Regions from separate parts of the Mus musculus genome. Here region 2 is linked to region 1. A link is a loop called in an ENCODE intact Hi-C map of the cell type or tissue named here. Cell type or tissue: left cerebral cortex. All regions are shown on one strand. Links, peaks and the distances in the headings refer to the core of each region. The heading gives the core; the rest is flanking DNA.

Region 1 (15,999 bases), core at 11,280-13,779:
GTGATGACACCACAAACTCAAGCCAGTATTTTTATGTCACTGGTACCACACAAACTGTGCATTGGCCAGGATAAAGTTCAGATGTGTAAAAAGTAACAAGTTTAGGGGATAAACCAAGAACATTTGAGTTACATCTGGCAGAGAGACCAAGTTTGAAGCTTGTACAGTCAAGCCCAGGTTCCTGAGGGCAAACGGTGGAAGGAGATAGTAGCCAAGTGCCATGTGGCTGCTGTGTGAGCTGACTCACACTTGGGTTGCAAGAGCACAGTATCATGATCTGGAAGTCACACCCTGGGTCCTGGAGTCTAAAATCAGGGTTCTGCTGGCATCTGTGCCCTTTAGATGCTGAAGGAAAGAGTCTTTTGGCTTCGGTCCTCCTTGGCTTGAGGTTTTTCATTTGTCTCCAGAAAGAGTATTGTGGGGGTGAGGAGGCTCAGTGCAAAGGCATTTGCAGCCAAGCCTGACCTCCAGAGTTCGATCCCCAGGCCCCACATTGTAGAGAGAACTATCTCCAGAAATGGCAGGGTAGTTCTATCTATCTATCTATCTATCTATCTATCTATCTATCTATCTATCATCTCTCCCTCTCTCTACTCAGCCTGTTCCCTCCTTTCTCTTCCTCTCTCTTTCCCTTTTTCCCCCACCTCTCTCTCTCATCTCCCCTCTTTCTTTTCTCTCTCTCTTCTCCCTCCTTTCTCTCCCCTCCTCTTTCTCTCCTTATTATACAAGAACCATGTGGTAACATTGAAACATCTATCTAATAATAGCCTCTTCTCAAAGTCCTTAACCAAGCCCCATCTGCAAGGCCCCTTTTCCATGTAAGAGAAAATGCTCAGGCCTTGTCTAGAACACAGGAATGTGGAGAGTCAGGAGTCATCTCGTGCTCTACCTACCCCCCCGTGAGGTCTTGATGAGGAGGAATCACTGAAGCCAGAAAACCTTACACACCCTCTAACCTAAAAGATGACTGGGGCTGTCCAACGTGGACTAAAGAGATACTGGAGGGACAGAAAGGGGGAAGTGAGTAATTCTAACCAAGCTGCTTACACAAGCCAAAGCCCGTTATAACTTCCCCAGCAGTGGAGAAAGCACGAGACATTTTCCATTAGAGAAGTCGACTGCAATAAACAGAACCCCTGAGCTGTCACTCTGAGTGGGGAGAACCTGAAGGACCCCAGGGAAGAGCTCCAGGGAAGCCCCATTGAAATTGACCATGTCCCTCTAGTGCTCTAAGACCTTTCTTTTTTTTTTTTAATTAGGTATTTTCCTCGTTTACATTTTCAATGCTATCCCAAAGGTCCCCCATACCCACCCCCCCAATCCACTACCCACCCACTCCCCCTTTTTGGCCCTGGCGTTCCCCTGTACTGGGGCATATAAAGTTTGCAAGTCCAATGGGCCTCTCTTTGCAGTGATGGCCAACTAGACCATCTTTTGATACATATGCAGCTAGAGACAAGAGCTCCGGGGTACTGGTTAGGTCATATTGTTGTTCCATCTATAGGGTTGCAGTTCCCTTTAGCTCCTTGGGTAATTTCTCTAGCTCCTCCATTGGGGGACGTGTGACCCATCCAATAGCTGACTGTGATCATCCATTTCTGTGTTTGCTAGGCCCTGGCATAGTCTCACAAGAGAGAGCTATATCTGGGTCCTTTAAGCAAAATCTTGCTAGTGTATGCAATGGTGTCAGCATTTGGAAGCTGATTATGGGATGGATCCCTGCGTATGGAAATCACTAGATGGTCCATCCTTTCGTCACAGCTCCAAATTTTGTCTCTGTAACTCCTTCCATGGGTGTTTTGTTCCCATTTCTAAGAAAGGGTAAAGTGTCCACACTTTGGTCTTCGTTCTTCTTGAATTTCATGCGTTTGGCAAGTTGTATCTTATATCCTGGGTATCCTAAGTTTCTAGGCTAATATCCACTTATCAGTGAGTACATATTGTGTGAGTTCCTTTGTGATTGGGTTACCTCACTCAGGATGATACCCTCCAGGTCCATCCATTTGCCTAGGAATTTCATAAATTCATTTTTTAAATAGCTGAGTAGTATTCCATTGTGTAAATGTACCACATTTTCTGTATCCATTCCTCTGTTGAGGGGCATCTGGGTTCTTTCCAGCTTCTGGCTATTATAAACAAGGCTGCTATGAACATAGTGGAGCATGTGTCCTTCTTACCGGTTGGGACATCTTCTGGATATATACCCAGGAGAGGTATTGCGGGATCCTCTGGTAGTACTATGTCCAATTTTCTGAGGAACCGCCAGACTGATTTCCAGAGTGGTTGTACAAGCTTGCAATCCCACCAACAATGGAGGAGTGTTCCCCTTTCTCCACATACTCACCAGCATCTGCTGTCACCTGAGTTTTTGATCTTAGCCATTCTGACTGGAGTGAAGTGAAATCTCAGGGTTGTTTTGATTTGCATTTCCCTGATGATTAAGGATGTTAAACATTTTTTCAGGTGTTTCTCTGCCACTCGGTATTCCTCAGGTGAGAATTCTTTGTTCAGCTCTGAGCCCCATTTTTAATGGGGTTATTTGATTTTCTGGAGTCCATCTTCTTGAGTTCTTTATATATATTGGATATTAGTCCCCTATCCGATTTGGGATAGGTAAAGATCCTTTCCCAATCTGTTGGTGGCCTTTTTGTCTTATTGACGGTGTCTTTTGCTTTGCAGAAGCTTTGCAATTTTATGAGGTCCCATTTATCGATTCTTGATCTTACAGCACAAGCCATTGCTGTTCTATTCAGGAATTTTTCCCCTGTACCCATATCTTCGAGGCTTTTCCCTACTTTCTCCTCTATAAGTTTCAGTGTCACTGGTTTTATGTGGAGTTCCTTAATCCACTTAGATTTGACCTTAGTACAAGGAGATAGAAATGGATCAATTCGCATTCTTCTACATGATAACCGCCAGTTGTGCCAGCACCATTTGTTGAAAATGCTGTCTTCCTTGTCAAAGATCAAGTGACCATAGGTGTGTGGATTCATCTCTGGGTCTTCAATTCTGTTCCATTGGTCTACTTGTCTGTAAGATCTTTCTTGACTCTCCATTGCCTTGGGAGGACATTTGAGCCCAGTAGAGCCTAGGACCCTGCATAGGCATAATCTAGTCTAGTGTCTTATTCAGGATCTCCGTTGCTGTGATTAACAGCATAACCAGAAGCCTCACAGGAAGAAGATGCTTTATTGCATCCTACAACTCCTAGGTCCCACTCCATCACTGAGGAAAGTCAGGGCAGGAACCTGCAAGCAGGAGTTGATGCAGAACCACAAAGGAGCACTGCTTACAGGCTTGCTCAGCCAAAGCTTCCGTGCAGTGCAGGACCAAGCTCCCTCCACTAGCTTTCCCTGCAATCCAAAACCACCTGCTCTAGGGTTGTACAATCCACAGTGGATGTGGCCTTCCCACGTCAATCAGTAACCAAGAAAATGCCCCCACAGATTTGCCTACAGGCAGTCCCATGAGGACTTCTTAGCTAAGTTCCCTCTTCCCAGACAACTCTAGTTGGTGTCAAGTTGAGAAAAAAAAATCCAAGTTATCTGCCCATCTTCCATCTTGATTGATTGCCACATACACCTGGCAAAAATCTGAGAACACTGTAGTGTATTCTGGGAACTCCTGACCTGGCACTGTGCACTGGCTGCTGCACCCAGCTACTCTGACTATTGCTATCAGCTCACAGCTTCCTCTTTGCTCTTTGCTGACCAGCTGCAGCAAACCACAGACCCAAATTATAGCCCTCACCTAAAGATCACAGAAACATGGAAATCCACAGACCCTGAGGGGAGACAAACCTCTCTGGGGAGTTTAGCTGACATTATCCTAACTATGATGGCAAGTCAAACTGACAGGATAGAATCAGCCAGGAGACACAGTGCTGCGGCACCCTGGAAGGGCATTCTTAGAGAGGGTTAATGGAGTATGGAAGACCTACTCTGAATGTAGGTGGTGGCATCTCACGGGCTGGGGCAACACACTGAATTAAAAGCAGAAGTCAGAGGGGCCTTGTTGAGAAGGGAGTTTCAGAGGGAGAGGAACAAGGTTTGAAGTCCCTTGTATATGTGTATGAACTGTCAAACAGTTGTTTAATGAGGGACAATGGAGACAATTATCTCTCTCTCTCTCTCCCCTCTCCCTCTCCCTCTCCCTCCCCCTCCCCCTCCCATTCTCCCTCTCTCCTTCCTGACTGTGAACACAACATGACCAGCCACCTCCTCACACTCCCAGCAGGTGGACTGAGTCCCTCAAACCTTCTTGTTAGGTAACTTTCTTCTGTGAGGTATTAATTAATTATTAATTAATCACAGCAAAGGGAAAAGTTATTGAACTATTGCTGAGACACACACATACAAAATTCCTCTACTGCCAAAAGCACAAGAACCCTCGGAGACCCCTTGCCTAAATCCCTAAAATGGGCTTGGTACCATTTCACAATGTACTTTATAATATGGCATTCTGTACTCAACAAATTATTTGTGTACAAACACTCATATGAAATTGTGAACTGAACACTTCAAGTCAGAACTTGCCAATATAAAAAGCACATTCACTGTGTCTACAGATGGCGTTTTTTACTTAAGAAATGTTTCAGATGCAGAAATGTACTTAGTTTTTATTACACATTAAAAATTACAGTCTTTGTCTTCAAATTTTCATAAATAAAAGTTAGTTTTGCCTTCAATTAACATCTTAATGCCTTATCTGAAACATGCTCACCTGCAAACCTGTGTCCTGAGAATTGACATGTCTGATCCTAGGGATGTTCCTTGAGCCTCAGGAAGTAAGCAGTCAACAACTCACAAAGCTCAGGAAGGCCCTGAAGCTTGCAAGATTGGCAAGGCCCCTCACCAAGTTACATAATCAGGAATGATTGCTGAGGAAGGAACACTCTCCAATGTGGAGCATTGCATGCAAATGCCATAGACAGATCCAGGATGCCCATAAATCAATCATTACCCATGCTGAATGGCTTTCATGTGATGTGACTACCATTGAGTAGTCACTACCATGTGACTATGTTAAAATCAATGGTTCACTAAGTTAGACCTATGTGTAGTCACTTCCTTGGTCCATTGTTGGTGCCTGAAGTAAGTAGACATTTATTCATGTCTCTCTCTAGGAAAGTTGCACAACAAACTATAAATCAACAAAGACAAAGAGTATGTGATCTGAGGCCCACAGGATACCAAATAAATATCCAAGGGTGGTTGCCCTGTGCAGTTCCACAGAGCCCAGCCAACCCTTCTATCCACTTGTGACATTAGAAAGGGCTTCTACCAGGAATGCCCATTAAAGACTCAGAAGCAATATTGTATAGTCACAAATACTATGGTCACTGATGAGTCAGTTTTCTGGGTACCACAACTGACACAGGCCATCCACAAACCCCAATTCCCGGGAGCCAGCCCTGATAACTCTTTTCAACATGGGTGGCTTCCAAAATTTTGATACCTACTTTGCTCTTCTGTTGCTGTGATAAAACACTGGCCAGAAGTAACATGGGGAACGAAAGGGTGGATTTGGCTTATACCCTCAAATAACAGCCCATCATTGAGGGAAGTCAGGGCAGGAAGTCAGTATGGAAACCTAGAAGCAGGAACTGAATTGACACTGCTTAGTAGCTTGCACCTATGGCTTTCTCGCCCCCTTCCACTTTCCCAGGGGTGGCAGGGCCCTCCCACTACAAACATCAGTCTAGGAAACACAACCCAGAGTTGCCTACAGACTGACCTGATGGAGGCCATTCCTCCAACCAGTGCGCCTGATCAAAGTATAGAACAGACTCAGGAGAGCACGCCTAGCTGCATGCCTGAGGCCCGCTCATGACCTCAGGTCCTGATCCATGAGTAGCGGAACTGTGGGGGATGTCAGCTACTGAAATGCTTACCATTGATTGACAGTTTCAGAGGATCTAGAACCACCAAGGGGGAAAGACTCCTGGACATGCCTATGGGGCATGACCTAGGCTGGGTCAACTGGACAAACCCTAACTGAGCTGAACACTGGCACTACCACAGCGCTCTGCTTCTTTCGTGCGTACGCACAGTGTGACAGCTGCCTCAAGCTCCTCTGTCCATGCCTTTCCCATCATGACGGACCGTATCCCCTCAAACTGTGATCCACGCAAAGCCTGCCTTAAATTGCATTTGTCTCAAAATGTCCCAAGAAACAGGGAGAGGAAGGGGGGGGAGGGGGAAATCTTGGAACTCGTCGCCCTTTTCCTTCCTGGAGCTTGGCCATTTCTTTTGAGCTGGACTATTGAATGAGTGAGTGTACTCTCTACTCTTCCTCTGCAGTTTTCTGCAAAAGCTTCAGGCTGAGCAGCTAGCAAGTTCCCCTCGAAGGAATGTCTTGCCTTCTCTGCCTCAGCAGATGCAGAAGCGGCAGCAGGAGGAGCTGCTGCACCCCCTCCCCCCCTCACGTCAACACAAGTGGATTCAGAAGAGGATGTGGAGTGACAGAGGCTGCAGAAGATAAGGATCTACCATCATCATCAACTTTGAACCCGACAAACTGGGGCCCCAGAGCTGGAGGAGGAAGGAGTCCCAGTTTGTAGGAAGTCAATCTTAAAGAATCTAAGGTTGACTCTTCTGTGTGTATGTGGGAAGGTTATAACTGAATTCAACTTTCACCTTTCGTACCCAGCCCCACCATGTCAGTCCTTGGCATGTGACCTGGTGTCCAAGACTAAACACTAACCATTAGTGTTTGCTCTCCTTTTCTTTTAAGATTTTTTTTTTTTTTTGACATGGTGTCGCACTATGTTGCCCTGTCTGCCCTGGAACTTGCTACATAGACCAAGCTGCCTCCAACTCGAAGAGAGCCACCTGCCTCTGCCTCCTAGTGTTGAGATAAAGGTGTGAGCTACCACACCTGGTCCTAGACTTAATATTGTCTGTGTGTGTGTGTGTGTGTGTGTGTGTGTGTGTGTGTGTGTGTGTGTGTGTGTGTGTGTTTGCAGTGCCCAGGAAAGCCAGAAGAGGGCATCGTATCTCCTGTTGCTGAAATTACAGATGGCTGTGCTAGGGCCATCTGTATTTATTTATTTATTTTATTTATTTGGTTAGTTAATTAGTTATTATTTATGTGTGTATGCAAGCTCACAGTGTACATAAGTGCAGATGATTGTGGCGGGGGAGGGGGCGGGATGTGCTTAGATGCATGGGTTTCACATGGGTCTGAACTCCAGGCACACTTGTGAATGGCAAACACTTTGCAGGCTGAGCCATCTCTCCTGCTGCTCAGTACTCTTATACACTCTGAAAAAGCATGATAAGAAGTGTGGGCTATGGCTAACATGTTCAAGGACTCAGACTGGAGTCTCTGAGATGGAGCAGTTTCCTGGGAGATGGTCCTTTTAAAAGATGCATCCTGGGTGCAGCGGTGGCACGCATAACTTGGCAGTAACCAACAACTGTCTAATTGTACTTAAGACAGGCTCAACAAGAGGGAAACTGGCTGGTACTAGAAACCTAGCTAACTACTCAGTGCTAGTGAAGTCATGGATCTGAGAAGAAAACCTACACCCACCACTTTCCTAAACCAGGATAATCTTTAACTATATTCTTAACATTTGCCCTTATAGCCAAAAATAAGTTCTCATCAAGGAAAGTTCTCTTTGTAATAGATGGAGACCATGACTGAAAACCACAGCCTATCAAAATGCAGAACTATGAAGCCCGGTCCCAATGGCTATATCTACTACACCTAAGACTCAGGGAACATTGTAGAGGAGAGGGTGGAAGGACTGTGAGAACCAGAGGGCCAGGGAACTTTCTGTTTAAATGTGTCTTCTGGTAATTTCAGAAGCTGTGCTCATAAAGTCTTCCCACCACGACTGCCCACACATGCGCTGAACAAGGATGACAATACACACGCCAAAGTGGACAGGGAAAAGCCCTGGAGGCCTCAACCCTGCACAAAGAATCACAGGTAACTAAGGAGTCCCGAGAGTCGGAGAAATAGTCTTCCCTAGGGGGGAGCACATCAAATGGCTATCTAATCCCACATGGTCAGCCCTAAAAGCACACATACAAGTACATACAAGTAACATGCTACAGATTGAGCAGGTTACCCTTAGGAATGTGTGTGTGTGTGTGTGTGTGTGTGTGTGTGATCTGCCTGTCTGCGTGTATGCATATGTATGCATATACCTGAATGCATACAATAACAATTAATGAAAAAGGAGGCCATGAAACTGAAGAAGAGAAGGGAAGGGCATAAGGAGTGTTTGGAGAGAGGAAAGGAAAAAGAGAAATGTTGTAATTATATCATAATCAAAAAATTTTTTCAAAAAACTGCAACACACGCACTAAATGAAAGAAGATGATAAGAGGAGAAGGAAGCAGGGGAGGGGGAGGGGAGGAGAGGGGGAAGTGGTGGAGGATCTGGGGGAACTTAGGGGGAAATGGATGTGGATGTCATCATATTTTCTTGTGTATGTATAAAAACTTCTCAAAAACATCATAAAGGCACAGCTTACATAAAGAACAAAGCCGCCTGTGATGGTTCATGCACATAACCTGAGGAGGATTCCTGAGCTCGGCACCAGCCTAGGCACTACTTTCTTGCTCTGTGAACATGGCATGTCCACCCCATCGCTCTCAGCAGAGCTCAGAGAAGCCTCTGTGCAACAGGAGCGACGACAGCAGAAACTCACGACTGGCCAGAGTACTGAGAGTCTGACATGACTCTTGGGTGCTCAGTCTCAAACAGGGCAGTTGTGTCACCCACCCCTCCCAAGATTCGGTCAACAGTGGGGGTGGGAGGGAACTGGCAGAAAGAATGTGAGAGTTGGGGGAAGGAGGAGGGGTGCAGAACCCTGACTCCTGGGCGCAATGTGAACCCTTCGCTCTTGAACTTCCAGCAGCTATAGCTGGACAAGATGGTGCCCTCGGACATCCTGCCGCGGAGGCTGAAGGGGCTCAAAAGGCCACGATCCCTGGGAGAAAACCATGGGCAATTAGTGATTGCTGGGAGAGGAAAAGACACTTGCTTGCTGCAGTAGAGTGGTGTGATCACTGGTGAGTCGGCCATGCTCCTAAGTGACCATAATTAAACTCACTGGACTCTGTAAGGCAGGGACCAAGAGAGGAAGCAGAGTTTGGGATGTAAATCAATAAGTAAACAGGAAAAGAAAAAGAAAAAAAAACTCACTGGGTCACTAAAAACAAAAGGCTTCAAAGTAGAGAGGGGACTGGTTGGGAGGGGATCTGCAGGAATGGAGGGGACAGGAAGGGAGTGAATATCATCAAAATGGTGTGTGTGTGTGTGTGTGTGTGTGTGTGTGTGTGTGTGTGTGTGTGTGTGTGAAAATGTCATAAACCCAGTATGTACAATGAATACAGGCTAGTAAAGAGATGCTAATAAAATGTAAAGAATGTGAAGGAAGAGAGAAAGAAGGGGAGAGGTACAAAGAGATGGAGGGAGAGAGAAAGACAGAGATGAAGAGAGAAAAGAAGTCTAAGGATGAAGGTCACAGGATGGGCTGAAAAACGGCTAGACAGGAAACGAAGTGAGACATTACCCCAGGAGATGATCGTGACCACGGAAAAACTAGAGAACAAAGTGGGAACACCAGAGGAGATTCAGAGAGGCCAACGGCCAATTCCCAGTACCCATGTGGTGGCTCAAAACCATCCATAACTCCAGTTCCAGGAGTTCTGTCACCTTTTGACCTCTGTAGGCACCAAACATGCATATGGTGCAAATATATACATGTAGACAAAACACTCATAAAATAAGTCTAAGTGGTTTAATTTCTTTTTTTTAAAAAAAAGGGGGACACTGAAAAATATATAAATGTAATTCTTGAAAAAGTAATAAAAGTAATCATATTTTTTGAAAATAAAAAAGAACTAACTGAGAAAAGAAGGTCCGGTCTGAATTCCGGGGAAGAGCTGTCCCTTTATTTGGAACCATGGTCGCCACGGTTACCGGAAACTCAGAAAGGAGAAGTTTGCAAATCTTGTTTATTGCGTTTCATCTTTGTCAGAGTGAAGCAGGAGATCATGATCCTTGATAAGGCAAAGCTTCTAAGAATCAGAAAGGATTTGAAAAAATTAAATATAGCCCATCAATTTCAGTGGCAAGGTGGGGTGGTGGTGCGTGCGAACCTGCATGCGCATGTGCAGACCAACCTTAATCTTCTCCATCACGCAGCATCCACTGTCTGCTTTAATGTATTTTTCATTAGTTCTTTGAGAACTTCCTACATGTGCTCCCCCTCCCGCTCCCAACTCCTCTCGTCTGCCCACCATTATCAACTTGGTGCCCTCCCTTGTTGGTTGGTCTTCTAACCTCCTAAGTCAAATCTGTGCCACTCACATGTGTTTTCCTAAGACGGGGTCTTCCTCGCTACCCTAGAATCCGCAAGTCGAGACATGGATCCTCACGTTTGTGGAGCGAGCACTGGAGCAGCTGGGCCAGCCAGCACGCTTCAGGAAAAGCACAACCATCCACAGAGACGCTGGTTTCTAATTAGGACTTCAAACGGATCCAGGTTCTGTGTGTGTGCAGCCTATCCCTCAATCCCACCGGCCTCCTCTCCACCTCCCTTGCTGAGGAGACTCCAAAGTACACAGGCTGTGTGGTTTATTCCGTTCCTTTTTTTTTTTTTTTTTTTTTTTTCCTCGTCGGGTGATGCACACCTTAACAATTTGGTACGTAGATTACGAGTGAAATGGTGACCTCTCGAGGCAGTTAGCATCCCCCTCCCCTTCAACCATCGCCTTGTCCTTTCTCATGTGTTTGTTTGTTTGTTTGTTTGTTTGTTTGAATGTGTATCCTGCTGTGTGCATGTGGAGGTCAGACGTCAGCTTTCAAGAAATGGTCCTCACCTTCCACCACAAGAGTTCCAGAGGATGAACTTGGGTCATCAGAAACTGACAAGTGTATTCACTACTGAGCCCTGTCCACACACACCCATTTAGTGGGGGAGGGAGGAGGGGTTGGTTGGTTTTTGGTTTTGGTTTTGGGGTTTTGGGTTTTGGTTTGGATTTTGGTTTGGGGTTTGTTTGGGTTTTTTTGGTTGGTTGGTTGGTTGGTTGGTTGGTTGGTTTGGTTTGGTTTGGTTTTTTGTTTTGTTTTGTTTGTTTGTTTTGTTTTGTTTTGTTTTGTTTTTTGAGACAGTGTTTCTCTGTGTAGCCCTAGCTGTCCTGGAACTCACTCTGTAGACCAGGCTAGTTTCAAGGGCATGTGCCTGCCTCTGCCTCTCTCTCTTTCTCTCTCTCTCTCTCTCTCTCTCTCTCACTCTCTCTCTCTCTCTCTGCCTCTCTGCCTCTCTCTCTCTGTCTCTCTCTGTCTCTCTCTGTCTCTCTCTCTCTCTCTCTCTCTCTCTCTCTCTCTCTCTCTCTCCCTCTCCCTCTCCCTCTGCCTCTGCCTCTGCCTCTGCCTCTGCCTCTGCCTCTGCCTCTGCCTCTGCCTCTGCCTCTGCCTCTGCCTCTGCCTCTGCCTCTGCCTCTGCCTCTGCCTCTGCCTCCCAAGTGCTTGGATAAAAGACCTTTGTCACCACAGCCAGCCTAAGTTTTTATTAAAACAGATACTGCTCACTCTAGCTGAACCTCGTGGTGCAGGTTATGAAATCTCAGATACTGGGGAGGCTGAGGCAGGAGGATTATAAGCACAAATCCAGCCTTGATCTGCTACATAGAGAGACCCAGGCTGTGGGGGGAGGGGAGGCTCAGTCAGTAAGTGTTTGCTAAGCAAGCAAAGCTCCCTGAGTGAGCTCTGCACACCCTCACTTAAAGTCCAGGCATGGAAATGAAGTTCTATAATCTAGCCCTGGAGAGAGGGAGGTGTGGAGATCAATGTATCCCCAAGGTGGCCAGCCTACTTACTGAACTCCAGGGCTATAGAAGAACCTGTCTCAAAAAAATAAGGTGGAACCCTCTCCCCAAGAGGAGACAAGGAAGACTGTAAGAGCCAGAAGTCAGGCACGACTGAAGCAGGATCTCGGTACTAATAAACTACAGCACCTGTGGCTGCTGCTTATAATCAGACCAGTCAACCTTACAGCAGGAGTTGGAAGGGCTCATGAGCCCACCCTAACTGAGGAGCTGGACAGTTGATGGCTGCTGATGGAGGGAGAGGCAGTTTTCTTTAAACTATGCCCCTGACCCCGCAGGCTGACCATGCCCCAGTGGATAGCCACACACCAAGTACTACATGGACACCCCAAATTAAACTGGATGGGCTATTTAAAATTTAAAAAGAAGGCATGGTGTTGTAAGACGATTTGGATGACAGCGGATCTGGGAGGAGTTGGGGAATATACACAGTTGAACCCAGGGGCCATATCACTCGTGGACGCTAGGTGGCAGCACAGGGCTGCAAGTGAGCGCTGTGTGGTTAGACTGCAAAGTGTTCCTTGAAGTGAAAAATGGGGGCCTCGGCGCCACAGACAAGGAAACACAGCCTGCTGGAGTCTATGCCTGACTTCATAGGCTGGAATTCCACCAGTACAAGGGTCATTGTTTCGGATAAATGCATTTCTCTTTTAAAAAATAATAAAATTATCCAGAGTACCAATTCAACAAATGAAGCTCAGATCCACCTAGAAATCACTAGAGATAAAAATAAGTTGTAAACATTTTTTAAGAAAAATATGTAACAATAAATTATTGAAGGGTAGGGGCTGTGAGGTGGCTCAGCAAGTAAAGAAGTTTTGCACCTAATGACCTGAGTTTAATCTCTAGGGCCTACACGATAGAAAAAGGGAACTGACTCCTGCACAATGTCCTCTGGCCTCCTATTGCTCTCGGGATACTCACACACTCGTTCACACAAACACAAATCAAATAAATTTAATAAGAAACTAAGCCGGGCAGCGGTGGCGCACTCCTTTAATCCCAGCACTCGGGAGGCAGAGGCAGGTGGATTTCTGAGTTCGAGTTCGAGGCCAGCCTGATCTACAGAGTGAGTTCCAGGACAGCCAGGGCTACACAGAGAAACCCTGTCTCAAAAAAATAAATAAATAAATAAATAATAAAAATAAAAAACAGAAAAGAAAATAAACTAAAAATAAATTGAAGACACCATATCATCCAGTAGTGCCGCTGGCCATTCCTTCTAGAAGACTGGGTGGAGATGCCAGAAATACCAGGGTCCCTTCCTGGGGGCCTCTCTAGGCTCATATCCACAGACTTGTGAGTAAACACGTGTGCACACCCACAAATAAACTCAATCTCTTCCGTCTTTCCTCCCCTCTGCAAACGACCCGCCCAGCTGCAGACGTTGTGTCATTACCGCACATGTCCGCGAGGGGGCGATCGTGCCTTTAACGTCCAGCTGTCTGCCTCGGACCGGTCCTGCTTGGATGTCTGCCCCTGCGTTTGAAGCTTATGTCCGATTTCCCACATCTTCATCCATGTTTTTAAATCCCTAGAACAGTGTAGGGAGAGTATTTTGAGGACTGGCCTAGTTTCTGTTGCTATAATAAAATATCCTGACCAAAAAAAAAAAAAAAAAGGGAGCTTTGGAAGCTAGGGGTTGAGTTTACAGGTCTAGATTACAGCCCATCTTTGTGGGGCAGTTAGAACACACACCTCAAACAGCTGGCCGCGTGACAACCACAGTCAAGAATGAAGAAGTGAAGGCCAGCATGCTCATTTCTCCACAGTTCTGGATCCCTGCCTAGGGAATGGTGTGGCCCACTACAGGCTGGGTCTTCCCACATCAATCCCCCACAGACCCTACAAGTCAACCCACCGTAGGCAGTCACTACAGCAAAACGTAACTTGAGCTGACTAATACAAACTTCTGCCACCCTGAGCCTTAAAGATGGACTGAACACTCTGGGCATGGCTGGAATGGCTCCAAGAGCAGATTCGTGACCTCTAACTCCTCAGCATCGCATGATTCAGCCTTTCTTTTTCATGGGAGAACCATGGGAGCAGGCAGCATTCTGTTACCATGGTGCTTGTGATGGTTAACCTTGACTGTGGACTTGAACTTGAACTTGAATCAGCTGAGAGACGTGCTTCTGGGGAAATTCACGGGGGGACTTTGCCCCTTCCTGGAGAGCTCCTCCACTCTGTTACTGCCCCTGTGTTGTTCCTACAATCCTTATCTGACATGCATTGAAGACCTGGGACCCTCCAGAAATCCCCCCACCCCAGGCCTTCAGATCTGGACTTTGCAGCACCCACCTCATAGACTGGGCTGCTACCAGGTTCTCGGCCTTGGCAGCATACAGGCAGCCATTATAGACTGCCCAGGCTGTATCAGATAAGCCAGACGAACAAATCTTCCTTTGATACCTATTGATTCTATCAGTCCTGTTCCTCTAGTGAACTCTAATGCAGTTCTTGAAGCCCGCAAATCCAGTGACTCTCCCTACAGTGAAGGCAGACCCTTCAGACGTGATAAGCATTTCAGACCAGACTCCTGTGCCATAGTCTATCGTTGGCCAAGAATGTGTGTGAGACAGCACTCGGGCACTGACTTTCCTGAGAGAGAACCAGGCAGTGCTGTGGCCTCTGTTAGCCACTTGACCAGTAATTCTCAACCTTCTTAAAGCCGTGGCCCTTTAACTCAATTCCTCAACCACAAAATTATTTCCTTGCTACTTTGTTAACTGTAATTTTGCTACTGTTAGGAACTGTAATGTAAATATCTGATGTGCAGGATATTGTGATATGCAACCCCTGTGGAAGGGTCATTCAACTACCAAAGGGGTTGTGACCACTGCACTAGGGTGCTGAGAACACAGCTTAGCCCTGAGACTCAGCTTTTTTTAGTGTGTGTGCTATGTGGGATGTACTCACACCTGTAATTCTACATATGCAGGTGCTTATACCGTCACAGGTGTGGAGGCCACTGGAGGCTAACACTCCCCACTCATTCCCCTGATACCTAGTCTCTTGCCGAATGCAGAGCTTGGCTGACAGCCAGAAGTCCCAGCAATTCTCCTGCCCAGGGTTGGCCAAGCCCAGATCTTTCCTGAATGCTGGGGACTCAAACTCAGGTCCTCATGTTTGTGCAGCAAGAACTCTGAACCTCTGAGCCTTCTCTCCAGACACATCACGATGCTGTGCCTTCAAAAAAATATGTCCCTGACTCTCTGGTAATGTACCGTCAATTTTCCAGGGGGTGAGATGACCTCCAAGTCCATTATGTCTCAACCAACATTCTCCACCGCCCACAAAGCTGGATCTAATATTGGGCCATGGGGATGTTCGATACAATGGCGCCTTCCTAAATAATGTACACTCTGAAGTCCTGTCCCATTGGCCACCAACGCTAGCCCTTCTTTTATTTGAGCTTGGTAATGGTGATCCCAGCCGATCGAAAGAAATCCACCCAAAAAGGTCAGTTACTTAGCTCTTGACTTAGCCCTAAAGTACTGCAGGTAAAGTCAAATCAGAGAGAGAGGGGGGTACTGCCAAGGCCTGGGGCCAGAGGGTGGTGGGTGTAATGTAAATGATGAAAAAGTTCTGGAAGGTGGGTATTGGTTCTGGGGCCATGAATACACTTAGCAATAGTTAAAACACTCACAATGGCAGGGATGGTAGACTGTGTGCTGTGCTTAACCACAGTCTTAAAAATAAAGTCTATTCAATAAGAAAGAGATGCCAAGGCATGAATAATATATGTTGAAACGAATCAGTCTGATGCACAGGCCTTTTCTGAAACAATCAACAGAGGTAAGGGGATGGGGTTCATGAGGACCCGCCCCTTCCTGGTGACTGATAGAGTTGGGAGGGGAGGAGCTCGTGAGGCCCCACCCCTTCCTGGTGACTAATAGAGTTAACAATTGGAGGGGGAGGGGCTCATGAGGCCCCACCCCTTCCTGGGATTGATAGACAGTTCAAGGTCTCCTGGGACAGGATAGCAATTTCTTCAGTGATATAGCCACAGTCAGCGGCCCACACTCCTGTAATTGCCTCTCATCTCAGCCCTGATAGAATTCTGTGGTCTGTCAGAAATCAGACATGGGAGTAGAAGGTAGACTGGGTAGGAAAAGGAAGGAAATCAGCTGAAGTGGGAGGGGAC
Region 2 (15,999 bases), core at 8,135-10,634, 320 kb after region 1:
GGTGGAAAGAAGAGGCCTAGTCTGGGTGAGCGAAGCCCAGGACAAAGTGGACAGTGCCAGGGGGTCTGAGCAGTGTGGCAGCCTGTAAAGTTTCTTCTCTGCTCAGAATCAGCCAGGGAGATGGCCTAACAGGTGAAAAGTGCTAGCTCCAAAGCCAGGCGGAGAGCTTGTAGGCCAGCAGAAGTGAGACTCCATTCTCCAAAGCTGCCCTCAAACTGTGAAAATCATGCCTTGCTAGGATAATTTACAGAGTCCACACGATGCAGTAGCAGCTGCCACTTAAAGGTGAAGTTGGTTTCCCTCCAGCTGCTCTAGGTACCTGTCTGCCCTGTTAGTGCCAAGGACTCACCTCAGGTCTGGGTCCTTTGTGCTGTGGTAGGCCAGATGTTGGCCCAGTCCTACCTAGCTCACAGCAGACTCTCAATGACGGAACAGCACTTGGCAAAGATGCTTTCCGGAGCTTCTTCAGCCAATATCTAAAGAAGACATAAGATCAAAGATGCAGCTCATGACAAGACCTATGCTCCATCAGCCCCTTGAGGCAAGCCCGGATACAAGCAGGTTTGCTGTATTGAGTGCCATCTCATGTCCTAAGACTGGGTTTGGGGATGGGGCAGGAGTGAGCCATGGAGAGAGACCCCATGGGTCCAGGGATCAGAATAGAATACAGTCTCCCATGTTTGTTTCCCATAGGGACAAGTACACCACCAAAGTCCCTTATCTCCCTTCCACTGACACTAACCACCCCAGCGTGTGCTGAGCCAGATTGTATGGGCAGTCCCAGAGCTTCACAGGTGGCAGTTGGGGACCCCATTGTAGCTTTCAGAAACTGGAAGCACATTCACTGGCTCACACCTGTCATCTTAGCGCTCAGGACTGAGGTAAGAGGATTTCATGAGTTCAAGGCCTGCCTGGGCTATGTGAGGCCTCAGCCTGTGCCATCCTAAGGAGATGGAATTCCCTCACCCACCATTTCATACTGAACAAAGTTGCAAACTCCAAACTCACTAAGTGGGGCTTTTGGGGCTCACTTCTAAGTACCCACATGTCGCAGAAGGTTCTTTTGCTGGTAAAAGGTCAGGACAGGCTCACATAGGGTGTAGTGCGTCTCTAGGCGCTTGCGGATGGCCGGCTCTGAATCATCTGCCCGGTGCTCCACCTGTCCTCGTCGTAGCACTCTGCGCACCATGGTCTCCATGGAGCAGTCAAACACTATGACCATGTTGGGGGCCCTGCCCACCTAGGCAGCAACCAACAGAACCCTGAGTAGAGAGTCTTGCATCCAGTCCCCAGAGGCCATGAGGCTGGGGAGACATCACGAATTTGTAAAGTGTCTGTGGAGGCCAGAAGAGGACATCAGGTCCCTGGGAGCTGGAGTAGAGGTGGCAGTGAGCTGCCTACATGGATGCTAAGAACCGAACTCAAGTCCTCTGCAAACTGGCCTGAAACTACACATAGACTAGGCTGGCCGACCAGTAAGCTTCAGGGATCAGATGAAGCATATACACCACACCCAGCGTTCTATGTGGCTCTGGGGATGGAACTCAGGCTCACATACTTGTAGGGTTCGCACTTTGCTGAGCCAGCCTTATCCTGTACCCCTTGGTTTACTTTTTCACCTCAGCTGTCATGGAACTCCTGATCCTCCTGCCTCTGATGCCAGATGCTGGAGTTACAGGTGTGTACGGCCACACTAGATATGTTTTCATTTTTCTTATTTACTATTTTTTATATACAGACCAGATCATTTTAAATACTCAAATCTAGCCTCAAACATCCGTCCTGCCTCAGCATCCCGTGTGGTGATACCATAAATCCTTTTAGTTCCCTCCCCTCCCCCTTTTTTCCTTTTATGGAGAGGGTCTCACTATACAGTCCTGAAACTGTTCATGTAGACCAGGCTGGCCTGGAACTCAGAGATCCACCTCTTTTTTGGACAGGGTCTCATGAAGCCCAGGATGACCTTGAGTTCCTGATCGTTCACTTCCCCAGTTTCAGTGCTGGGATGAAGGGTGTGTACCACCATGCTTGGTCTCTTGCTTCCAATGGGGTCAGGGATACCACCGAAGTCCCTTACCTCACATTTGAGCTGTCACAAACGGGGTTTCACTTCTAAGCCCTGGGGATGGATGGAACCAAGGGCTTCAAATATGGGAGGTGACTATTCTGTCCTGTGAGCCTAGTCCCATCCAAACTGAGGCTTGATTTGCAGTGGTGGGCAATGCATGTTAGAGCCTGAAGGTTCTCTCCCCTTCCTCCAATGGCCTCTCTCTACTGGCAGCAAAGTCACCTACTGCCTGGACCTCCGACAGTTGTGACACCTGCATGTATGGTTCTGATATTTCATCCTTTTTCTTTTATTATTGGAAGGAGGGGAGGCATGTGTGAAAGTCAAAGGACAACTTTGTGGAAGTCTGCTCTCTTCCATCTTTAGGTAGATTCCAGGGATAGAACTTGTGGTTGTCAGGTTTAGCAGCAAGCATTTTTATCTGCTGGTCTCCCTTCATCCTTTTTAAATTTTTGTTTGTTTGTTTGTTTGTTTGGTCTTCAAGACAAAGTTTCTCGGGCTGGCGAGATGGCTCAGTGGTTAAGAGCGCCGACTGCTCTTCCGAAGGTCCTGAGTTCAAATCCCAGCAACCACATGGTGGCTCACAACCATCCGTAACGAAATCTGATGCCCTCTTCTGGAGTGCCTGAAGACAGCTACAGTGAATTTACATATAATAAATAGATCTTTTAAAAAAAAAAAAAAAAGACAAACTTTCTCTGTGTAGCCCTGGCTGTCCTGGAACTCACTCTGTAGACCAGGCTGGCCTTGAGCTCAGAAATCTGCCTGCCTCTGCCTCCCAAGTGCTGGGATAAAAGGCATGTGCCATCACTGCCTGGCCAAGATTTTTTTTTTAAACCTATATGTATAGGTGTGCTACACAAGAGTGCTGGTGCTCACAGAGGCCAAAAGCAGGGAGTGCCTGTGGAGCTACGAAGTGGGTGCTGGAAATTGAACTCAGGTCTCCTGGAAGATCATTGAGTGCTTTTAACTACTGAGTCATTTTTCCAGTTACTTACTTCCTCCCTTTCTTTTGCTTCCTCTTTTTTTTCCATCTTATTTGAAGACAGGGAGTCTTCTCTGTGTAGCTCTAGCTATCCTAGAACTTTGTGGACCAGGCTGGCCTTAAAGTCAAAGAGATCCACCTGCCTCTGCCTCCTGAATGCTGGGATTAAAGGTGGATGCTACCATGTCCAGCCCTGTTTTGTTTTTATCTTTTAAGATTTATTATTTTAACATTTTTTTAAGATTTATTTATTTTATGTATATGAGTACACTGTCACTGTCTTCAGACACACCAGAAGAGGGCATCAGATCCCATTACAGATGGTTGTGAGCTACCATGTAGTTGCTAGGAATTGAACTCAGGACCTTTGGAAGAGCCCTTAGCCATCTTTCCAGCCCTAAATACTTTTTTTAAGGATTTAGCTATTATTATACATAAGTTCACTGTAGATGACTTCAGATGCACCAGAAGAGGGCGTCAGATCTCATTACGGATGGTTGTGAGCTATCATGTGGTTCCTGGGATTTGAACCTTCTGAAGAGCAGTCAGTGCTCTTACCTGCTGAGCCATCTTGCCAGCCCTAAAGATTTATTTATTGTTATATAAATACACTGTAACTGTCTTCAGACACACCAGAAGAGGGCATCAGATCTCATTACAGATCTCATTACACATGTTAGCCGCTATGTGGTTGCTGAGATTTGAACGCAGGACCTTTGGAAAAGCAGCCCATGCTCTTAACCGCTGAGCCATTTCACCAGCCCCTAGCCCTGTTTTATATAAAGATGCTTGTCCTGTACACTTCCTCATAGAATGCAGAATGGAGACCATAGGCTCCATTCTGGCAGACAAGTATTTCCTTATAACCTCTAGTTAGTTGTCCACATTGCTCAGACACCCTGGATAAGAGAATCTACTTGACACTGGTTCTGTAATTGCCCAAAGCTGCCCATATCCTCCACACTTTGCCTGTCGGTGATTCAGAGCACCTGACAGAATAGCCACAGTGCTTATTGTCAAAGCAAATTTCTATGTGTTCAGTACAGGTGCAAATCTCTTCCCTAAATGTATTGACTTACATGTATTTACTCTGTCTGTGTCACACATGTTATGTCATGGTAGTGCTTGTGTGGAGGTAGAGAACACACTGCAGGTGTCAGTTCTCTCCTGTCCTCAGGCTTGGATACAAGCCCCATTTCCTGCTGAGAACTCTAGCAGGCCCCGCCCACTGCTTTCAGTTTGAGCTTCATTACATGTTTGGATATGGGACTGGTTATGAGCCAGGACCAGCGTATCCATAAGCATCTCACAACCCAAGAAAGCAAAGTGTCCACAGAATGCATCCCTGAACCACACCCCAGACTCTCACTTAAAAAACAAAAACCAGCTAGGCAGTGGTGGCACACACCTTTAATGCCAACACTAGAAGGCAGAGGCAGGTGGATCTCTGAGTTCAAGCCCAGCCTGGTTTATGGAGTCAGTTATAGAGCCAGGGCTACACAAGGAAACCCCGCCTCAAAAAAAAAAAAAAAAGTTCTGTGGGTATTATAGAGTGCACCCATGTACCCACGTTCAGTGCATAGTTAGGACTGCTGCATGGCTTGGTGATAGAATACCTGTTCTTGGAGAGGACCTAAATTTGATTCCCAGCGTATACATGATTGCTCACAACCATTCTAAGTCCAGTTCCAGGGGATCTGATGCCATCTTCACACCTAGACTTTAAGGACACCAGGCATATCTGTGGTAGACAGCACAAAACAGAAAGAAGCCAGCGGGACAGTGCTGTCTTACTTCTATTATCCCAGCACCAAGGAGGTGGAGGCAGGAGCATTTTCAGCTCAGGGTCATCCTTAGATACTTAGAGATGGAGGCTAGCCAGGGCTACATGGAACACTCTGGGAACCAGCTCAGCTCACAGTTCGCCTTGGGTTACACAGTTTCACATTACACAGTTTCACATTTTAAGAAATTGTGACCAATATTTAAGCAAGGTGGGAGTTGGGGGGCAGCTTCTGCAACACAGCTCTCAGCTTCCCATAAACCCTACTAGCTTGGTAATGTTGGTCCTGCACATCCCCATGGCAACAGCAGTGTGAATGTTTCCTATGCCCATTGGCAACACTCTGAATGGATAAATTCACCCTCTGGAATCTTTCATCTGCATCCCAATCTCTTCATGCATGTGTGTGTGAGTGTGGCGGCCAGAAGTCAGCCAGCATGAGGGCCTGTTCAATTTGTATTGTTTGTTTAAAACTGGATCTTTTTTTTAATGGAGTTTCCAGCTGAACTCCAAATGTAGCTTAGGCTGGCCTAAGAAATCACAATCCTCCTGCCTCACAGGACCCCAGTGCTGGGGTGACAGGCATGTACCTCCATGCTCAGTTTCTGACCATTACTAATGCAGAAAAGAAATCGCATGTGCAGGCTGGGTAGAGCACAGTAGGTAGACGGCTTGCCCAGAATGCCTGAAGCCCTGGCTTCCATCCTCAGCATATAAATTAGGTGTGGTGGCACATCCCTGCCATCTTAGCACCCCAGAGGTGGAGGCAGGAAGAGTAGGAGTTCAAGGTCAGCCTCTCCTATGTTATGGAGTTTGAGATCAGCCTAGGCTATATGAAATCTGAAGGTATCGGGAGATGGGGATGGGGATCAGGAGAAGAGGGAGGAGAGGAAGGAAGGAAGGTCCTAGCTCCCAGCCTCAGGTCCTCCCATATCCATCCACTAGGGTTTTATGGAGAGTAGGGAAAGGGTGGTCTGAAACCTCCACTCAGGTAGCGCACACCCTGAAGGGTGCTCTGGCTCTAGGGGATCAGGTCACTCACAATCCGCTCAAACTCTTTGGCCTGTTCCAGCTCTCTGGGGAAGCCATCGATGAGGAAGCCGCGGATCTTTGGATAAGACAACAAGTTGTCACTGATCATGTCCAGAATCAAACCCTGGGAAGGAAAGGGCATGGACTCAGGATCCACCCCTCCAAAAAGGCCAGGGACTGTGAAGGCCATTCACTGTGGGCCTCTTGTAAGACAGGGAAACAGCACCCAGCATCCTAGTCATTGGCTGCCTCTCTGCTTGCATGCTTTTAAAAACAATTTGAAATCATTTCTGATTGTGTGTATGTCTATGTGTAGATATCTTCAGGTGCATGCAGGGGCCCCAGAGGCCATGTAGGACCCCCTGGAGCTGGATTTACAGGCCACTGAGAGCCACCTGAGAATTGAACCCATGTCTACAGAGCAGCTAGGTATCTGTAGCAGCTGAGCCACCTCCCCAGCAACTAGGCATGGAGCCCAAGCTGGCCCTGAATGGAGACTCCCCTGGTCTGCCTCCTGTGTGCTTGGCTCTTTTTCTTTCCTTTACCCCCAACCCCTTTACACTCATATACTGAGCACAAGGCCTCACAAAATGCTAGGCAAACCCTTGTTCTCTGAACTAGGCTCTCAGACTCCTCATACTTTATTTTAGAGAAAGAGTTTCACATAGCCAGGCTCATTGGAAACTTATACTGTCCTTAAACTCAGATATCTTGTCTCTGCCTCCTGAGTGTTGGGATGAACGGTCCAATGACCAAGTCCAATGACCTTGAACTGAACTTCCAATCTTCTTGCCTCCACCTTCCTGAGTGACAGGCTTGTCCTACTATGCCCATCAGATATTCTAAGACTCTACCAGTTTACATTACCTGATACACCATCAATCTAATTCTAGATAAATGTCTCTACTTTGCTGTGTAGGGGAGGAAGTATGTCCCTTCTCAGCAATTTGCTTCCTGGACATTTTCGGTAGGATCCACTGAATATGTGGGTGTGCAGTTTATGGGTACAGCAGCTGATTTGTTTAAGTAACTTATTTATAGGGTCTATGTTACCCAGGCTGACCTCAAATTCCCCATTCTCCTGCCTCAGCCTTCCAGGTCCAAGGATAACAGGTGTTTGTCACTTCATCTGGCTTTCTTTTTCCCTCTCTCCTTTCCTCTCTTCCTTTGTCACTCCCTCCCCCATGCCTGATATAGTCCCTGACATATCCCAGGCTAGAATCTTTTGTTTGTGGGGGAGGGCTAGTTTAAGACAGGGTTTCTGTGTGTCGCTGGCTGTCCTTGAACTCACTCTGTAGACCAGGCTGGCCTCAAACTCACAGAAATCCTTCTGCCTCTGCTTTCCCAAGTGCTGGGATAAAAGATGTGTGTCACCACTGCCTGGCTGGGCTAGACTCTTATTCGATCTAAAAAAAGGTTATTAGATCTCTTTTATCATTTATCTAGTTGGAGAAGGATGGCACATGTGCCATTCATTCACAGGAGTCAGTTCAGGGGTTGAATTCAGGCTGTGAGGCTTGGCCGCAAAATGTCTTCACCCAGTGTGCCATCTCTGGCCCGTAGCACAGACTGGCCTGTCTATGTAGTCAAGGGTGCCTTGCCCAGCATGCACCCAGTTTCTGCTGGGTATGGGACCCAGGACTTTGCGCATTCTAGGCCAGTGACCTTTTTTTTTTTTTTTTTTTTTTTGATTTGTGAGTGTTTGTTTACATGTATGTGTGAGTGTGTGCAAGACCAGAAGAGAGTACAGGAAACCCTGGAAATAGAGTTAACAGATAGTTGTGAGCTGTCATTTGGGTGCTGGGAAGCAAACCCAGCTTCTGGACAGGAGCAGCCAGTGTCCTTAACTCTTACATCACCACAACACTGTCAGATAAGAACAGGTTAGGGCTGCAAGGCAGTCACTGGGCCAGCAGACCCTGGCTTCCTGGGGACTCCGTCCAGCCATGAGTGACCCCATGAACTCCTGTGAACTCTCACCGTGGGTACCAGGAGTCCCTTCTGCATGATGTCCCGGATCTGCCGTCCCCTCTGGGTGCTTCTCTGAGCCTCCTCCCGCAGCAGCTGGCCCAGCTCCACATGGTAGAAGCCGTATTTCAGAGCCATGTTTCTGCACTGGGTCCCTTTCCCGCAGCCGGGCCCCCCCACCACGAAGATGATCAGGGGATACCTCAGGATATCTATGGTGTTCAGGGAAGAAAGATGGTACTAGTGCAAGTCTATAAGAAATCCTGGACTCACGTTGAAGCATCCCCCTGTGGGGATTTTCCTGAGCCATTTGCACAGACCTCCATGAAGTGCCTTAGTGACTCCATCACCCCATTTTACAGATAAAGAAGAGGGCCCTCAAACTCACCCAGTAGCACCCTGCTCCGCCCACCATGCGGTCCTTTCTATGCTGCCTGCTTGTGCCTCTAGTCACACAACCTCTGAGTTGGGATAAGACCTCTCTGCCCTTTCCTCTCCTCCGCAGTCAGCCCTCGTTCTTTGTCCCTTTCAGTTCACTTTGGTCTTCCTAGCCAGCCTCTGTAACTTAAGGCGCACTCCCTGAAGGCGGAGAAATGAATGCCTCCCCTACTAGACACATCTGTGGAGTCAGTTGTTTATGCAAAGACAGTCATGGAATCAGCCTATCTCATTCCTCTCAAGTTCAATGCCTGTGCCTCCCTTGCCCCTCTGCTTAACCAACTCCTTTGCATCCCGTAGGCTCCCTTTCTCTGATTTGTCCCCAGAGAATAGTACTTTCCATTTCCGACACTGGCTCCTCTACTCAAGTTATATGCCAAAGGCATCAACCAACAGTGAGGTGGGAGCATGCGCAGATGCGTTCCTTCCGTGCAGGGGTTGGTGTACACCCCCAGGTAGTGGGGATACTTGCCCATCTCCCCCTTTCGTTGGCCCATGTAAACCAACCACCCCACGTCGTTACCCTTCTCCTGGGGCCTCAAAGCTCTGCCCAGCTGGGGCAGCGTGGACTCGCACAGACCCATCCCGCCCGCAATGCCGGGGTACGCTGGGGCCCTGTCTCCACCCTGCACCGAGTCCCCGGCTCCGCTCTACGTCACAAGGGACTCATTTTGCAAGATCCTCGGGATCCCCATATCCCAGGACACAGAAAACTGAACCTCAGACCCGCCCCAGAAGAGCCGAAGAAGCCACCCCACAGAGTGGGCCTCGGTTGCCATGGCAACTCGGCCTCCGTTCCCGCTTCTTGGACACATTTACGCTTGCGCAAGAGGATCGAGTTCGCGTCTACCAGGAGACTCCATTTCCACCCTACCCAGGATGCTCCGCGGTGCCTGCGTCGTGACGTCACGACGGGCGTGTCTACACGTGACTTTTCCGTGGTATATAAACAGAGAACGCCGCCAAAAGGTGGCTTTCTCTCCGAAGCTGGTGATCTAGAGTAGTTACAGCGGCTGCGCTCTTCTCGGTGTGGCAGCTCAACTTCCGGGTCAGGCTCTAACGCATGCGCAGAGAGTTAGGTCTCTTTTTCTCGTCTTCCAGCATTCTCCGAGACTTAAGGATTTGGAAATCCAAAGCACAGCATCACACTAACGTGACAACCAGGAAAGGTGCCTTCCCTTTCCTGGAGCCGAGGGACACAACGAAGTTCATCCCGTCAGGCCGACCGGGAGCAGCTTGAGCAACGGCCATGGCGGCTCTAGTGAGTATGAATGAGGTGGGGACAGAGGTGTCGCAGAACAGACCCCGCGCCCTCTCCTCGCCTTACAGACCCCTGCTCTCTTGCAGGGCTCCAGCAGCCAGAATGTCACCGAGTACGTCGTCCGAGTCCCCAAGTAAGTCCCCGTCCACCCACACTCCAGAACCTCGGCCCTGTGTTCCCCTGCCACCCCGTCCAAGACACAGTAACAGTTACCCCTTGGTAGTTAATGTCAGGGGTCGGTGACTTTGCCCTGAGTCAGACGGGTCAGGTCAGACATGGTGACTGCCTTTAATCTCAGCACTTGGGAAGCAGATGTAAGAGAATTTCTGTGAGTTCGCAGCCAGCCAGGTCTGTATAGTGAGTTCCAGGACAGCCAGGGCTACATAGTCGGGTCCTGTCCCAAAATAAAAGAAAACCCCAAACTGGTCACAGGTGGTATACATCCTGTTTTTTTGTGCCAAGTGCCATGTCCCTCAACTTCTAACTTTATTTTAGGTGGGTACATGCTAGGCAAGTACTCCACCACCGAGCCACACCCAGCCCCCTCTTAAGTTTTGTTTATTTTGAAGACAAGAGTCTTACTGTGTAGTTCAGATGGTTTGATCAGGCTGGCTTTGAACCCACTCAGATCCATTAAGACCCTTGCCTGCCTGCCCTTCTTTCTACATAGGGGTCCTCCGCACTTTTGGTTCCTTTTTTCTTTTTTTCTCTTTTGGTTTTTCGAGACAGGGTTTCTCTGTGTAGCCCTGGCTGTCCTGGAACTCACCTTGTAGACCAGGCTGGCCTCGAACTCAGAAATCCACCTGCCTCTGCCTCCCAAGTGCTGGGATTAAAGGCATGTGCCAACTCTGCCTGGTGGTCCCTTTGTTTCTTGAAGATTTAATTTATTATCTATGTGTATGAATGTTCTCTCTTGTCTCTCCTCTCTCACTCTCGCTCTTGCTCTCGCTCTCACTCTTTCTGTATGTGATGCTGTAAGAGAGCCTAGTGTCTGTGGATCTTTATCTGATGGGGTTGGGTTGGATGAGATGGATCTTGATTCTTTAAAACAAAACAAAACAAAACCCCTGAAAAACTAGAGCGTGGTTCTCAACTTGCAGGTTGCCTAAGACCATCGGAAAACACAGATATTTACATGACCATTTATAGCTTACAGTTGTGAACTAAACAAAAATAATTTTATGATTGGGTCACCGCAGCATGAGGAGATGTATTAGAGGGTCAGAGCTTTAGAACCATTGCTCTGGAGTCTTTTATGAGTTCCCAGAATTACCTACAACCAAGGGTGTAAAGCATAGATTTGTTGAATGAATAATCAATAGATTGAATAGTTTCTTGCCCATTCCAGGAACACAGCCAAAAGATACAACATAATGGCTTTTAATGCAGCCGATAAAGTCAACTTTGCTACCTGGAACCAGGTAAGTGGGTGATTCTGGGTGGCTGGGGCAGGGACCTAACCCTGGGCTGGTGACTATGTATAGTAATAACTTTACTGAAACGATGGTGCCCACACCTGTGGCTCCAGCAGATTTGTGATTCCAGCCATTTGGTGGCTGAGGCAGAAAGACTGAGTGTTTTAGACCAGCTTGTGCTACATAAATCCTAGCTCCAAAGAAAAGAAGTGCAAAGCAAAGCAAAGCATGTCAGAGGATGTGGTTCAGTCAGTAGAGCACGAATCTAGCATATATGAGGCCAAGCTGGATCCCCAGCGCCATGTATACTAGCCATGGTGGCACACGCCTGTCATCCCAGCACGGGAAGGGGGTAGGACCTCAAACTGAAGATGATCCTTGCCTGCACAGTAAAGCCCACGATACATATAGACGGTGTCTTTTTTTTTTTTTTTAATGGTTTTTCAAGACGGGGTTTCTCTGTGTAGCCCTGGCTGTCCTGAAACTCACTTTGTAGATCAGGCTGGCCTCCAACTCAGAAATCCACCTGCCTCTGCCTCCCAAGTGTTGGGATTAAAGGTGTGCGCCACCACTTGCCAGCCACAGACCATGTCTTAAAAAAGTAAAGTAGTGGGTAGCAAGATAACTCAGTGAGCAAAGAGGTGGCTCCAAGTGTGTCCTTGGATCTCATACAGGCAATGTCATGTACAACCTCCACAAAAAGAAATACACTTTAAAAGTTTGGGGTTTTTGTTTTTAAGAAAAAGCCAGCTGGCCGTAGTGGCACATACCTTTACTGCCAGTTCGAAAGCAGCAGAGTCAGTGGATCTCAGACTTCAAGGCCAGCCTGGTCTGCATGGTGAATTTCACTGTAGTGAGACCCTGTCTCAAAAGGATAAAATGATTCCACAAGATGGGTATAGCCAGAGATACTACTATCCCAGCACCAGGGAGGTAGAGGCAGGAGGATCATAAGTTTGAAGCCAGCCTGGGCTACATAACAGGACTTTCTAGATAATACTAAGAATAAAAAAAAAATGTTAAAGGCCAAAGTTTTAAACTATCCACTCTTTTGGGTGCCATGTTAAAATGTCACTATCTTCATATTGTTGAGGTTGCTCCTGGGCCTTCCTCAGGTGGTCACTATACATCTTTAGTCTCTGTACTCCATGATCTCATGAACCAGTCTGCTTTACTGTTATTGTAGTAAGTCCCACATTCCCTGTGACCAGAGTATTCTGTGTGTGTGATGTTTGTATGCATGTGGGCACGCTGTGCCTGTCAAGGCCAGAGTTGACATCAGGTGTCTTCCATAGTCACTCTACACCATATTTCGATGACATCTGTTGGGCCACTGGTATGTGGGGGATACAGAGTTTGGAGATCAGAGAAGACTTCAGGAGTCACTTCTCACCTTTTGCAGTGTGGGTCCCAGGGCTTGACCTCAAGCCTCGGGCTTGACAGCAAGTACCGTCCCATAGCCTTTCTACGTTGTGTTTTGAGTCAGGGTATCTAACTGAACCTGGGGCTTGCTGACCTGTGAGTTCCAGAGCCCCTCCTGTCTGCACCTCTCTCATGGGGTCTCAGATGCCATGCCCAACTTTGTCTGTGGGTCCTGGGGATCTGAATTCCTGATCCTTGTGCTTGTAAGCCTGCTACCTTACCCAGTGAACCAGTTCCACAGCCCTCTCCCTGGGCAGAGGCAACAGGTGCTCACATCCCTGGCCTTCATGCCACATGGGGAGTCTGCTGGGAGCACATGAAGCCTGGCACAGGGAGACAGAAGAGTATTCCTGCTTCTCCTTCAGGCACGGCTGGAGCGAGATCTGAGCAACAAGAAGATTTACCAGGAAGAAGAGATGCCAGAGTCCGGTGCAGGCAGTGAATTCAACCGCAAGCTTAGGGAGGAGGCGCGCCGGAAGAAGTATGGCATTGTCCTAAAGGAGTTTCGGCCTGAGGACCAGCCTTGGCTACTCCGTGTCAATGGCAAATCAGGACGGAAGTAAGTGATGCTAATGGTGGGAGGGGCCAGCCTGTGTCCCTCCCACATGCATACTTTGGAGGCATCTTCTTTGAGTCTGTAGCCAACAGGATGGTGGTCCCAGTACCACCTCCTTGATAAAGTTTAATCTTGGAGGTAAATCAACTAGATACTGTTGGTCTGGCTCAGCAGCCTGAGTGTGGCCTGGAGATAGGGCCCTGACCCCATGGGCGAGGATACTCCATTGCAAAGAAGGTGGAGTCTGATGGAGCCAGTGACGAGAGTGCTCTATGCATAGTTATTCAGTGAACCAATAGCTGGAGCCTACACAGTGTAAGGCCCTCAGTAGCCATGGGGGATTATAGGCTGGGAGCAGGATACACAGTGCAACATGGCCCAGAATCTGGTAGCAGATGGTGGCCACAAGGTGGCAGGGTGATGTTTGTGCTAGGGAGATGGTAGCACATGCCCTTCTGTCCTAATCATTCCTAGAAGAGCCCAAATGGGAACTGTAGAGAGGGTGGAAGGAGTGCAGGTGGGGTGGGTGGGACCGTGACCTAACCTAGGCTCTCCACAGGTTCAAAGGCATTAAGAAAGGCGGGGTAACAGAGAACACAGCCTACTACATCTTCACACAGTGTGCTGATGGTGCCTTTGAGGCTTTCCCTGTACAGAACTGGTACAATTTCACACCACTGGCCCGACACCGCACACTCACTGCTGAGGAAGCCGAGGAGGAATGGGAGAGGTGAGCCAAAGGTGGTTGTTACAGCTGTGTACGCCCTCAGAGCAAGGCTGCCTGGAGTACTGCTTAGTACTTGCTTGGGCAGACCTCTCTTGCTTGAGTCTTGCCTGGGAGCTGAGTGAAGGCTGGTACCACAGATATGCACAGCCTGGGGGTCCAGGGAGGGGCCTCCTAATGGCAACTTCCTCAGTTCTAGCCTGGGAGGTAGAGACAAAGGCGGGTGCAGGGAGGCTGGGATTGAGAAACTGGGGATGTATAGCATGAGATACCTTGTACACCTGCTGAGGATGGGACCTGTGGGCCCAGAAAGGGCTTCAGGAATGCATGTGGTTTGTGGGGTTGCTCTGTGCTTGCCTACAAGTCTGGACCAGTTCTCAAGGGGCCGGGACTGCAATGTCAAAAGCAGCTCCTCCTCCCACTATGCGTAGTCTTCTTCCGGGCATGCATAGGTGTGGTTCATGGACGGCTCCTTGTCCAGTGAGACCCTGCCCCTTCTCTAAGTAATCCTTGAGATAAATTAACAGTGGGGGGTGTGGGTGGGGGTAGTGTATGCACACATTACCACACAGATGGCAGAAGCAACAAGGACCAGGCATTCAGGTCCATCTTCTGTATTAAGTTTGAAGCCAGCTGTGGTTATATGAGATTTGGTTTCAAAACACCCCAAAACTTGACAGACACAGTAGTACACACCCTTAATCTCAGCACTTTGGTGCACAGGCAACAGGATCTCTGAGTTTGAGGGGTGGTTTATATTCCAAGTTACAGACCAGCTAAGATCACACAATGAGATCCTGTTTTAAAAGGAATTTTAACTGGGCCAAGCCTGGTGGTGCACACCTTTACCCCAGCACTCTAGGATGCAGTGGCATGAGAATCTCTGTGAGTTCAAGGCCAGCCTGGTTTTCATAGTGAGTTCCAAGACAGCTAGGACAATAGAGAGAGATCCTGTTTCACCAAGAAAACAAAACCAAAAACCAAAAACAACCGAACAACCCACCACCTCCAAAGCCATAAAATGTTATTTAGCTAACCAATATAATGGCTGGATATGCCTGGAACAGACCCTGAGTTTGGAGGAGCTAAGATTTGGGGTCTCCAGGGGGCTTAGGTGCACATGGGCCTGAGTCCATCTCAGGGCTCACCCTATATTGTTTCAAGATTTGGGGGTTTGAAATGGCCCAGGCTGTATGCCCTGCCTCTTTCTCTTTCTGTTGCATGTGGTGTGGCTCAGGCTAACTACCCTGCCTTAGCCTCCTTTACAGTGTTTGTGCCTTAATGAGGTTATCCTGTCATGCCCATTTGTCCTGTAAAGAAGGGATGCCCATTTGAGTGTATCGGTCATTATCTTCTACCATCCTCTTTGCCCAAGGAGCTCTTTGCAGTCCCCTACTCCCCACCATCCTCTGCTACACAAAGTACATAGTCACTTGTTCCCATGCAGGAGGAACAAGGTCCTAAACCACTTCAGCATCATGCAGCAGCGGCGGCTCAAGGACCAGGACCAGGATGAAGATGAGGAGGAGAAGGAGAAGCGCAGTCGCAAGAAGCCTAGTGAGCTGCGCATTCATGACCTGGAGGATGACCTGGAAATGTCCTCCGATGCCAGCGATGCCAGTGGTGAAGAGGGTAAGTGGGGACCCAGAGGTCTTAGTTCAGAGACCAGGTGAGTTACCACCACCTGGGAAGCAGCAATGTGTCCCTGTAGAGCTGCCTGCTCAGATACTATTTTTTTGTTTTGTTTTTCGAGACAGGGTTTCTCTGTGTAGCCCTGGCTGTCCTGGAACTCACTTTGTAGACCAGGCTGTCCTCGAACTCAGAAATCCACCTGCCTCTGCCTCTCAAGTGCTGGGATTAAAGGCCTGCGCTACCACTGCCTGGCTCAGATACTTTTTATAAAGGCTTTAGATGCTATGTGACCTGTGTCTTTCCTGTCACTGCTTGAGTACAGTGATGCATGTGGCATCAGCTGTCAGGATTTCCTGGCTAGATGGAATTGCTGCTCATGGGTATAGCCCCTGCCTAGAATCCCCAGTGAGAGCGGCTGGGGGCGTGGCTTGGGTGGAGCCCCTGCTTAGAGTCCCCAGTGAGAGCGGCTGGAGCCCCTGCCCAGCAGAGAGCAGAGATCTGTGCTCATCCAGTCTGAGCTCCTGTGTCTTCCTCTCACAGGCAGCAGAACCTCCAAGGCTAAGAAAAAGGCCCCTGTGACCAAGGCAGGCAGGAAGAAGAAAAAGAAGAAGGGCTCAGATGATGAGGCTTTTGAGGACAGCGATGATGGGGACTTCGAGGGCCAGGAGGTAGACTACATGTCTGATGGCTCCAGGTAAGGCACAGGCAAGGCAGA

The links. Hi-C counts contacts between places; a loop is a spot of excess contacts. Peaks named below come from ENCODE experiments on the same cell type or tissue, not always from the same donor. Only the 100,000 strongest peaks of a DNase experiment are listed, where the experiment ranks them.
Region 2: a loop joins it to region 1, with 6 times the contacts of the local background. A loop is called at or near these places in 2 of 42 quality-filtered maps.

The regions. Positions count from the first base shown.
Region 1 is chr17:57,332,199-57,348,197 of GRCm38, reverse strand. No RefSeq gene overlaps it. Among named protein-coding and RNA genes, the nearest start is that of Adgre1, 18 kb to the left of the region's middle. In left cerebral cortex, for the core only: CTCF peaks have their summits at 12,316 (motif pointing right) and 13,273 (motif pointing right); DNase peaks (open chromatin) are centred at 12,324, 13,270 and 13,582.
Region 2 is chr17:57,004,645-57,020,643 of GRCm38, reverse strand. It overlaps Gtf2f1 (general transcription factor IIF, polypeptide 1), which reads left to right and starts at 9,356. Exons shown (of 13, transcript NM_133801.2): 1 at 9,356-9,535; 2 at 9,622-9,668; 3 at 10,884-10,956; 4 at 12,738-12,931; 5 at 13,488-13,658; 6 at 15,100-15,284; 7 at 15,825-15,978. The coding sequence starts at 9,524. It also overlaps the pseudogene Gm17949. In left cerebral cortex, for the core only: a CTCF peak has its summit at 9,262; DNase peaks (open chromatin) are centred at 8,699 and 9,174; H3K4me3 peaks cover 1,988 bases; H3K27ac peaks cover 1,700 bases.